Regions from separate parts of the Mus musculus genome. Here region 2 is linked to region 1. Evidence: chromatin contacts called from ENCODE Hi-C or POLR2A ChIA-PET data. All regions are on one chromosome and are shown on one strand. The core of a region is the stretch at or near the end of the contact, and the rest is flanking DNA. Distances in the headings are between cores, read along the strand shown. Region 1 holds the start of Rfxank (regulatory factor X-associated ankyrin-containing protein). Region 2 holds the start of Tmem161a (transmembrane protein 161A).

Region 1 (5,462 bases), core at 2,010-4,509:
AGGTGTTAGTAGGGAAGGCTCTATGGGAGCCAGTGCTATATACAATCCCCCCATTTCCCCCCAAGCTGAGTTACTCTCTCTCTCCAAGCCTTCCTGAATTCCCTATCCTCCTAGATATCCTGGTAGGGCCCTTCCTACTCCTTGCTTAGACCACAGAGTCTTTTCCTCTGGCAGCCCTCTCTCCTCTGGGGCTCTGTGTGACTGGAAGGCCTCAAGACCTGCAAAGTCAATTCCTTCTGTGTGGCACACCCTTCCCTGGGCTCTTCCCTCACCTCGCTGGTTACTAACACAGACCAGACCATCTCTTTCAAAAGCCATCAAGGGCTGTTCCCTACATTGTCCCCCTGATGCAGCTGCTACAGCTCATCTCACCAGGGCCTCTGCTTTGAGTTCATACCCTCTGTGGATAGCACTCCACTCCTGCTCAGGAGCTGTGAGTGGACCTGGGGGAGATCCTCGGCAGGGCTGGCAGAACTCACCTTGTGCTGGGCCAGCTCTGGCAGTGAACGGCGCACATGTTCCTGTAGCCGGTACAGGGCCACTGACGGCTCGTTGGCAAGGACATAGACACTCTCGGTGAACTTGTCTGTGACTGTGTTTAATAAGGGAATTTTAATAAGTATTTAATAATTTAATAAGTATTTATTTTATTTTGAGTTATGTGTATGTATGTAAGTGTCTCTGCATGTGACTGAGTGCCAGTTTGAGGCTAGAGCTGGATTGACGGGAGGTTGTGACCTGTTCATTGTGAATGTAGGAACCAATCACATTGAGCTTAGGCATCTGTAAGATCACTAAGCACTCTTAACCACTGAGACAATTCTCTAACATTTAAAAAAAAAAAAATTGGATCTCCAGCCCAGGCTAGACTTTAGTTTTCTTTTTCTTTTTCTTTTTTTTTTTTTTTTTAAAGATTTATTTATTATATGTAAGTACACTGTAGCTGTCTTCAGACACTCCAGAAGAGGGAGTCAGATCTCATTACAGATGGTTGTGAGCCACCATGTGGTTGCTGGGATTTGAACTCCGGACCTTCGGAAGAGCAGTCGGGTGCTCTTACCCACTGAGCCATCTCACCAGCCCCCTAGACTTTAGTTTTCTGTAAGCAAGAATGACTTTGAACTCCTAATCTTCCTGCCTCCATCTCCTGAGTGCTGGGACTGCAGATGTGTGACACCATACCTAGTTTATTCAGTGCTGGACATATAACCCAGGGTTTCATGCATGCCAGGCAACACTCTGCCAGCTAAGGCCCACCCACATTACACTCCTGATTGTTCAATCTCTGAGCCCAACAGGAGTTAGAGAGGAGCCGCCAGGGTGCACCACTTTAACTGTCATCTGCAGGTCCAGGGATGGTCTCTAGACAGCAAGGCCTAACTCAAGGGGGCATCAGCAAACACATGAACTCACAATCTTCTCTCCCCAGACCCACTTTCAGAGGACATTGGTGGATGGTACTAAAGCCACTGACAGCTTCCCTCCCCCTTTATAACTGGAGCATACTGGAGAGCAGTATGGAACATCATACTAGAATCTAGTAGCTCTGGATTCCCTGTAACTCACTGTGTTGACTAAGCTGTCCTTAACTCACAGCAATTCCTCTGCCTGCCTTTGCCTCCCAAGTGCTCCCAAGGGAAGAGAAGCATGTACCACCATATCCAGCTGCCCAGAGGATGAACACAGAACTCAAAGGTGCCTAAAGTCCACAATCTCGTGAGGCCTCTACTCTGTGGCAGGAATGATGTGGAAGGCCACGTCCCTTGCTGTGTGGGAACAGCTCTGAGGTATATCACAGGCCCTGTTCCAGAAACATGCCTGCTAAGGCTGCCCTCTGCAGAATCCATTCAAGTTCCTGTTAAGCCTGTTTCCTTTACTCCAGAACTCATGTTCCTACCACAAGTCAACTGCACCAAAACCATCATCCCAGGGTAGACTTTGACCAACAGCTTTCCCAGTCAGGAAATCTCTATTCTTCCTGCTCCATCCATCAAGGATCCTGTTGCTTCCAACTTCAGTCCCCTTCATCCCCCACTCCTTCCTGTATCAGACAAGCTCTGACCAGGCTAATGGTGGCAGATGACACCAACTCCTCTTACCACGCAGGGCTCCCATCAGCTAAAGAAAATAATCTACTTATCTGGTCCTTAATATATTTTGCAGTGTCGGGGATCAAACCCAGAGCTTTGAATGCGCTGGTCAAAGTGTTTACGACTGAGCTAAAGCCCCAGCTCTTCTCTCGAGATTTGAGTTTCAATGTGCAGACCAAACTGGCCTTCAATTTCTTGTCTCTTGAGAAGAGAGGATTAGAGTATTGCGCCACCAAGCCCACATACTCCTTTACGTATTCACAGGCTAAAAACCACATTACACTGAGCAGGGACCTGGATGGATTCTGCTTTTAATTCCAACTCTCAGAAGGCAGAGAGGTTTGAGACCATCCCGGTCTACACAGCGAGTTCCAATATAGCCAGGGTTACATCCCGGGACCTTATCTCAGAAGTAGAAAAGAGCCTTTTCCTGCCCGGGATCATTATACATCACAACACCTCCCGGCGGGAGACACCGGCCTCCCTTTTCCATCGAACCCCGCAGGCCGGGAGGTCTACGGCGGCTCTTTGTCATGTACCTTCCCGCGTTGCCCTCTCTAGGCCCCTCCAACCCCTCTAGGGTCCCGCAACACCTTTCTTTCCCTTCAGCTGCATCTCAGGTTCTTCCATAGTGAAGGCAGCCAGCAGAGCCCAGAAACCGGAAGCGGAAGTCGGGAGGTTGAGACGTTTAAACGTTCAGGTATGGGTTCTGGCGTCCTGTGCGCTGGCTCCTCTTACGAGGTAACTTCTATTCAGACACGAGATAGACGGAAGGAGGCAGTCCTATGCGAGCGTGTCGGGAGGATAGAGATTTCTTGATGTTATAGTATGCCTCGTCAAGGACTCCCTGCTACACGTACAGATAATTCTCAGGGACCAGGGCAGGGAAATTGTTATGGACAAAGTAACAATAATATTCGGTCTCTTTAAATTTGACAAGTCCCGCCCATGTGTCTCCGCCCCGTGGGGCAAATGCTCCGCCCTCCCACCGTCTGTGGATCCGATTGGGGCAGACAGGAGGGGGCGGTGCATGGGGCGGGGAAGCGCACGCGCAATAAAATCTTCAGCGAGTCTAAGGCTCCTTCAGCCCTTTAGGAAGGATAGCGTGCGCATGCGCCACTGTACCCATTGGCCTCAGCGGAAGCCACGCTCCTCCCTCCAGTCTTAAAGCGCTAGAAGCAGCTTCGGGTTTTTATTTTTTATTTTTTGGTACTTTTGCAGGGCAAGGGTGCGCAGGCGCAGTGGAGGAGTTTTCCAGTAGGAGTAGTCGTCGCGTATTAAGTTGCTGCTCTATGTCCCAGGAGAGGAAGCTAGAGAACTGAGCGTCTGGTCACCAACTTGCTCTTTACGAGATCTACTGAACCAGAAAAGTTTGTGAACAGAGCTTCCTGAGTTTTGGAAGACCAAGGCTGGCAGCGTAGGGACACAGAGGAGGCTGGAGGGAGGTGAGTGGATCTTACACGTCGCATCTTTTGTTGAGTCCTAAGTCATTTTGGGGGATTCCGGCCCAAATAACCACAGTGGGACATTGATAAGTTTGACATTAGTATCTCTCTATGATGTTTTCTGATATGACCTCTCTGAGGCCTTACATCTTCACCTTATTAACGAGGGAATGAGGCTCAGCTTAGTCATAGACTAGGTTTTTATAGCTTGTAAGTGATTGGAACCCAGACTGCTGCCAGAACCCTCATTTTATTGCCTTGGCTTCTGGTGTTAATTTATTAACAATGATATTTATCTAAAGCCACAGTTTTCCCGGCGTCATAAAGCAAGGCTCAATATGCAGACCATGGCTGTCCTGGAATTCACTATTTAGACTAGGCTAGTCTTGAACTCAAAGGGATCTACCTGCCTCTGCCTCCCAAGTACTAGGACTAAAGGTGTGCACTATCATGCCCCACCTAACCAAGCTCCAGCCCCAGATAAGAACTCATTTATTCATTTATTTTGTGGGCAGGCTGTGCTGTGGGTTTGGTGTGGAGGTCAGAGGACAATTTACCAGGGTCAGTTTTTTCCCTCCACCCTGTGGGTTCCTGGAATCAAAATTGGGTCATCTGACTTGGTGACAAGCGCCTTTACCAACTGAGCCATCTTGGGGACCACGAGATTTGGCTAATTACTGTCATCTCTTCACTCCAGCTTCCTCCATGGAGCCCACTCAGGTTGCAGAGAACCTTGTCCCAAACCAGCAACCTCCTGTTCCTGACCTAGAGGATCCTGAGGACACCAGAGATGAGTCCCCAGAGAACTCAGACACTGTCGTCCTCAGCCTGTTCCCCTGCACCCCAGACGCTGTGAATCCTGAAGCAGATGCCAGTGCATCCTCACTGCAGGGTGAGAACCACTCTGGGCTCTGGTGAGGGAGACTGTCAAGTTCCAGACCACATCTCTGCTTTCATCACTCTTCCCCTCCACCCTCCTAGGTTATTTTTATTGTCGTGTATGTGTGTGTGTGTGTGTGTGTGTAATATGGTACATGTATGTAGAAGTATATATAAAATATATATTCCTGCTGGGCGTGGTGGCGCACGCCTTTAATTCCAGCACTTGGGAAGCAGAGGCAGGTGGATCTCTGAGTTTGAGGCCAGCCTGGTCTACAGAGTGAGTTCCAGGATAGCCAAGGCTACACAGAGAAACCCTGTCTCAACCCCCCCCCAAAATATATACATATATATGTGTATATATATGTATGTGTACATATGTGTGTGTGTGTGTGTATTCTTTAAAGATTTGCCAGGTATGGTTGGCACATAACTTTAATCCCAATACTCAAAAGACAAAGGCAGGTAGTCCCCGGAGTTCTAGGACCACCAAGACCTCATAGAGAACCCTGTCTTCAAAAGGGTGGTGGGGGTGGGCAGAGTGACAGCTGAGTTGTTTAGAGAACTTGTTCTTTCAGAGGGCACAGGCTCATGAAATTTTATAGTTGGGAAAGTTTTTCTCTATCATAATAGTGTTGTAAATGATTTAGAAAGTAAAGCGTTGGTTTCCCCGGGGATAAGGTCATGCTAGTGACCCCATCTCTAGGGATGGTTTCTTACCCTTATTCTCATTTAAGATCTTGGCCTAGGCTACCAGGCCAAGAACATGTAAATAAGAAAAGGAATAAGAGCCGGGCCGTGGTGGCACACACCTTTAATCCCAGCACTTGGGAGGCAGAGGCAGGAAGATTTCTGAGTTCGAGGCCAGCCTGGTCTACAAAGTGAGTCCAGAACAGCCAGGGCTACACAGAGAAACCCTATCTCGAAAAACCAAAGAAAAAAAAAAAGAAAAGGAATAAGAAAAAATAAAACAGATAGGTTGCCAAGAGAACAATATTTTTTTCTCCAGCGAAGAGTTCCACAACCGGTTCCAGGAGGCCTCCCCCTT
Region 2 (5,079 bases), core at 217-2,716, 33 kb before region 1:
GTGCAAACAGATGGCCAAGTTCGAGGCCAGCCTAGTCTATAGAATGAGTTCTAGGACAGCCAGGGCTACACAAAGAAACAATATCTGAAAAAAAAAACAAACAAAATAAAACAAAACAAAACAAACAAACAAACAAACAAACACAAGACAGAAAGAAAGAAGAAAGAAACCAAGGAAAGAAGGGAAGGCCAGAGATAGGTTGATTTCCTATAGCCCAGGCTGGTCTGGATCTCAGAACACAGCTGAAGGTGACCCTGAACTGCTGGTCCTCCTGTCCCCACTTCCTGAGTGCTAGGGTGATAGCGTGTACCCACACCCAGTTTGTGCAGTGCAGGGGTGGAGCCCCGTCCATGCTAGGTAAGCACTCTACCAAATGATAGACGCCAGCTCTCCATCCCAGGAAGAGTTCAGAGCACAGCTCCACAAATCTTTCAGAAGGAAGCTAAGTCAGGCTCCCGCCGACACAGCACTCATTTCTGTAATTATCTAATTATATACACTGTGTGCCACTAGAGCTGCCTGCCTGCATTCTGCTTTCATACCCAATTAACATGAAATACAGATCAATATAAAAATCTGTCAGCCAGGTGTACTGGTGTACAATTTTGCTTGGATTTTTTTGAGACAGGGTTTCTCTGTGTAGCCCTGGCTGTCCTAGAACTCACTCTGTAGACCAGGCGGGCTTCGAACTCACAGAGATTCACCTGCCTCTGCCTCCCAAGTGCTAAGATTAAAGGCATTTGCCATCACTGCCCATCAACACCAACAAGTAAGACCCTTTGTAAATAATTTTTAATGGGTAAATAGAAAAAAATAAAAGGACTGGGACGCTAGAGAGATAGCTCAGGGCTTAAGAGTACTGATTGCTCTTCCAGAGGTCACAGGTTCAATTCCCAGCATCCATTTGGCAGCTCACAGCCCTTTCTAACTCCACTCTCAGGGAATCCTACATGTCTTCTCTGGCCTCTAAGAACAGCACACACACACACACACACACACACACACACACACACACACACACACACACACACACACACACACACACGGTAGACAGACATACATACAAAACATTCATACTTAAATAAATAAAATAATGAAAAATAAAAAAAGATTTTAAAAGACAAACAGAAAGCCGTGAATAGTGGCACAAGTTTGACATCTCAGCACTCCAGAGCCAGGAGAATCAGAAGTCCGAGGTCCCCATAGGCTACGAATAAGTTCTAGTACAACTTGGGCTACATGGGACCCTGTCAGAAAGCAAAGATAGCTGCAATCCCAGCTCCCTCACTCCAGTCCAGAGCCCTAGCTTCACCTCCCAACGCGTCCAGCACCACTGACTACACGACACTTCCAAATAGCCCGCGCGGTTTGGGGAACCCTCTCAGCTCAGTTAGGCCGTTCTCCACCCCGGGGATCCCAGAGGGCCTGCTCACCATGTCCGCTCCCTGGGCGCACAGCGGTACGAGGCTGGAGGCGGGGAAGCGCTGAGGTATCTTGGCCAATTAGAGACAGAATGCTGTTGACGAGCATCCTGGGAAGTCAGTCATCGGGCTAAGAATGGGATGGGTGTGCGCAATGCATGCTGGGAACTGTAGTTTTAGCTGGAGCATGAGGTCGTTTCGTCTGCTGGCTTTTCCTTCTTTTTTCTTTTCTTTCTCTTTTTGCCCTTGCCGTGTGTGTGGTGTGTGTCGTGTGTGTGCCGTGTGTGTGTGTGTGCGTGTGCGTGTGACAGAGTACCTATGTAACTTCTGCTGGTCTGTCCTGAAATTCACTCTGTAGACCACGCTGGCCTCAAAGTACTGGGGATTAAAGAAAGCCTGTGCCACCACTACCCGGTTGGTTTTATTTTCTAGTATGTATCTGTATCTTGTGGGGTTTTTTGTATTTTGCACGTAGCTGCAGTCCTTGGAGTCCAGAGGAGAAGGCCAGATCCTTTGACCCTAAAGATACATGTGGTTGTTTATTGGTTGAGAAGAGGGCTTAGACTGAACTTGGGTTCCCTACAAAAGCAATACTTGCTCCTAGTCAACTAACCAACTTTCTAGCTTTCTAGTTTTGTTTTTACTTGGACGTGGGGGGGGGGGGGGGAGGAGTTCTTACTTTGTGTGTGGGAGGACATTGGATACCTTGCTAGAGTCAATTCTCTCGCTATCATGTGGACCCCAGGGGATCAAACTCAGACTTCACAGAAAAAGCCTCAACCGGCTGAACAGGCTTGCTAACCCTGTTTGGTTTTAGTAGGGTCTGAACTTCTCTATGTAGACAAGGATGACCTTGAGGTTCTGATCCTGCTGTAAAATGCTCAAGTAACAGATGTGTCTCACCATGCCCGGTCAGTGTTCTCACTCACCACGGATGGAGCTCACCATGCAAACGTAAGACCTGTGTTGTATGAGCGACCTCCCCAGCTCACTACACCATCACCCCAGTTCAGACAGTAGCCTGGATGTCTGTGTGTGTGCACGTCACTCTCTGAGCCACACCCTCCTCACTAGACAGCCCGGCATAGTGGATCGCATAGCTGTCCTCTCTCTTAGAGAGCTAAGACAGGAGCATGTTTTAAGACTAATGACAGCCTAGGCTGTGTAGCCAGACTGAAGCCACTAGTGCTTCATATTTTAAGACTGTCTCAAAAACAAAACAAAAAACAGGAAAAAAAAATAAAAACCAGGGCCGAACGTGGTGGCGCATGCTTTTAATCCCAGCACTCGGGAGGCAGAGGCAGGTGGATTTCTGAGTTCGAGGCCAGCCTGATCTACAAAGTGAGTTCCAGGACAGCCAGAGCTAACAGATAAACCCTGTCTAGAAATAAAATAAAGTAAAAACCAGGAAGGAACACTTGTTAGGTTGATGAGATGTTTCTTTGGGCAAAGGAGTTTTTTTACCACAATGAGGGCCTGAGTTCCAACCCTAGCACCCACATGGTAGAAGGGAGAATCATGCCTGCGAGTTGACCTCTGACCTCCACTCCACTCATGCATTATACACTTGCTTCCATCGACATGATAGTAGTTAATGTTTAAAAAGAGGGTGCTGACTGGCCTTAGTGGTTCACATCTCTAACTCCTGTACTAGCCAGACACAGAAAGCCATTTTTGATAGTTTGGAGCTAGCCTGATCTTCCTAATGATTCAAACATAAATTCCAAAAGGCTCAAACAACAATGGGGAGATTTGGGCTCATGGAATAGAAAATGCTAGAGTTAGACCCACAGGGTAGGGTGGTGGGGCTTACATGGAATCCAGCTAGGTCAGGAGGGCTGTGAACCTGAGAGCACCCTGAGCTGGCAGGCCTCCTTTTGTTTTTGTTTTTGTTTTCTAAACCAAAGCATCATGTACAACAACCTCAGCCTCAGATACAGCTTGAGCAAGAACTGTCATCTTAGGACCCTACAGTCTTCCCCAAGCGGCTTTGAGAGAGGGAGGGAGGGGCAGCTCTTATCTTGGTTAAGTCCTGGACAGGCCTGGGTGTCTGGCTGTCTTGTGGGCACATTCTCCTAGGATGCTGTCCATACATTGACTGTGCTGCCTCTGTGATGATCTCACCACTGGTTATTAATCTGTGCAGATGTCCATGTGAGGTAATTCACAGTGACCTTGACCCTCTGGACTCAAAATGTCCTGTTGACAGAAGATGGGTATCCCTGCGTCCCAGTGCTGGGAGTTACAAACTTGCTACACCATGCCTGGTGGTTTTTCAAACTCCTGTCTAGATTTGAGGTGCAGCTGCTTTGGTCTTTGAGCCATCTTGGTCTCGTTCATGGTCTGGTGTAGTCCTGTGTGCTGGAGTTTTATGTCAACTTGACACAGCTAAAGTAGTCTGAGAGAAGGGAATGCCAATTGAGAAATGCCTCTGGGAGACTGAGCTGTGAGCAAGCACATAGGGCATTTTTAAAACTAGGGGTAGATGTAGGAGAACCCAGCCTAAGTCAGGCAGTGCCATCCCTGGGCTGGTGGTCCTGGGTTCTAAACCGGGGTAATGGCCCACGTCTTTAATCCCAGCATTCTGGATGCAGAGGCAGGCGGTTCTCTGTGTGTTTGAGGACAGCCTGGTCTAAAGATTGAGTTTCAGGCACCCAGGGCTATTACACAGAGAAAGTCTGCCTTGGAAATACAAAAAGAAAATGGAAAAGAAGAAGAAAACTGGCTGAGCCAGCCACTCCCTCACAGCCTCTACATCAGCTCCAGCCTCTAGGTTCCTGGCCTGGTCTCTAGTGTGGCGTCGTTTTCAGACAGGGTAAGAATTTAATGTAGACCAGGCTGCTCTCTAACTCAGAAATCTGCCACCTTCGTCTGCAGAGTGCTGAAGTTAAAGACATAGGACACCACTCCCCACCTCCCAGGCCTGTTTGGTTTTCAGAAACTTCCTCATGCCCTACTGGCTCAATGTCTGGGCTGTGGAAGCCCTGAGGATCATTCTAGAACCCTGAGGCCTCTTCTGGGTCCCGCTGGGCCTCACAACCTGGCTTCAGTCTTGAGTGCTCACAGATTCTGTTTCTTAGTGTTGGAGTGGCCTAAGGCCATAGTCAATCCCCTGCCCCAACCCCAGTGGTGTCTGAGGCACTCGTCGGGGGAGGGCAGAGCCAGGAACAGCCGGGCAAAAGATGGCTACTGAGTTTCAAAGGCCCTTTAAGTGCCACCCAAGCACCCAAGCAACCTTGCTCCCTCCTGCTCCAGGATGTGGTGTCATAATGGAGACCAGGAGGACTGGGTGGAAAGAGAGGGCTGAGCCTAGAAACCTATTTTTTTAAATCTTGTTTTTACATGGACTTACGCCAGTGGTTCTCAACCTTCCTAATGCTAAGAAGCCCCTTTAATACAGTTCCTTATGGTGTGGTAAGCCCCCAACCATAAGATTATTTCCATTGCTACTTTTAACTGTAATTTTGCTATTGTTATGAATTGCAAAGTAAATATCTGTGTTTTCCAATGATCTTCGGTGGCCCACGGGTTGAGAAATGCTGACTGGGGAAAGGTGTGGTGTTGCCACAAGTGGACAACACATGGGGTCCGTTTTCTCCTTCTGCCATGTGCATTTCCTCCTGGGGCTGAACTCAGAGCTGGCAAGTGCTTTTCCCAC

The links. Hi-C counts contacts between places; a loop is a spot of excess contacts on that map. ChIA-PET counts read pairs that join two places held with the same protein, here RNA polymerase II (POLR2A).
Region 2: a map of heart shows a loop between it and region 1 (3-fold over the local background). The contact joins the promoter of Tmem161a here to the promoter of Rfxank in region 1. A Hi-C loop is called at or near these places in 7 of 37 maps with a recorded cell type or tissue (CH12.LX, gastrocnemius, heart and 1 more). POLR2A ChIA-PET finds 5 or more read pairs at or near these places in 4 of 5 experiments (Patski and embryonic stem cell).

What each region holds. Positions count from the first base shown.
Region 1 is chr8:70,136,994-70,142,455 of GRCm38, reverse strand. It overlaps Rfxank (regulatory factor X-associated ankyrin-containing protein), which reads left to right and starts at 3,259. Exons shown (of 9, transcript NM_011266.2): 1 at 3,259-3,535; 2 at 4,233-4,427. The coding sequence starts at 4,241. It overlaps Gm45929 (predicted gene, 45929), which reads right to left and starts at 2,957. Exons shown (of 9, transcript NM_001310055.1): 1 at 2,684-2,957. Borcs8 (BLOC-1 related complex subunit 8) reads right to left here and starts at 2,957. Exons shown (of 6, transcript NM_001145552.2): 1 at 2,684-2,957; 2 at 480-592. The coding sequence starts at 2,720.
Region 2 is chr8:70,168,795-70,173,873 of GRCm38, reverse strand. Tmem161a (transmembrane protein 161A) reads right to left here and starts at 1,466. Exons shown (of 12, transcript NM_145597.4): 1 at 1,434-1,466. The coding sequence starts at 1,436.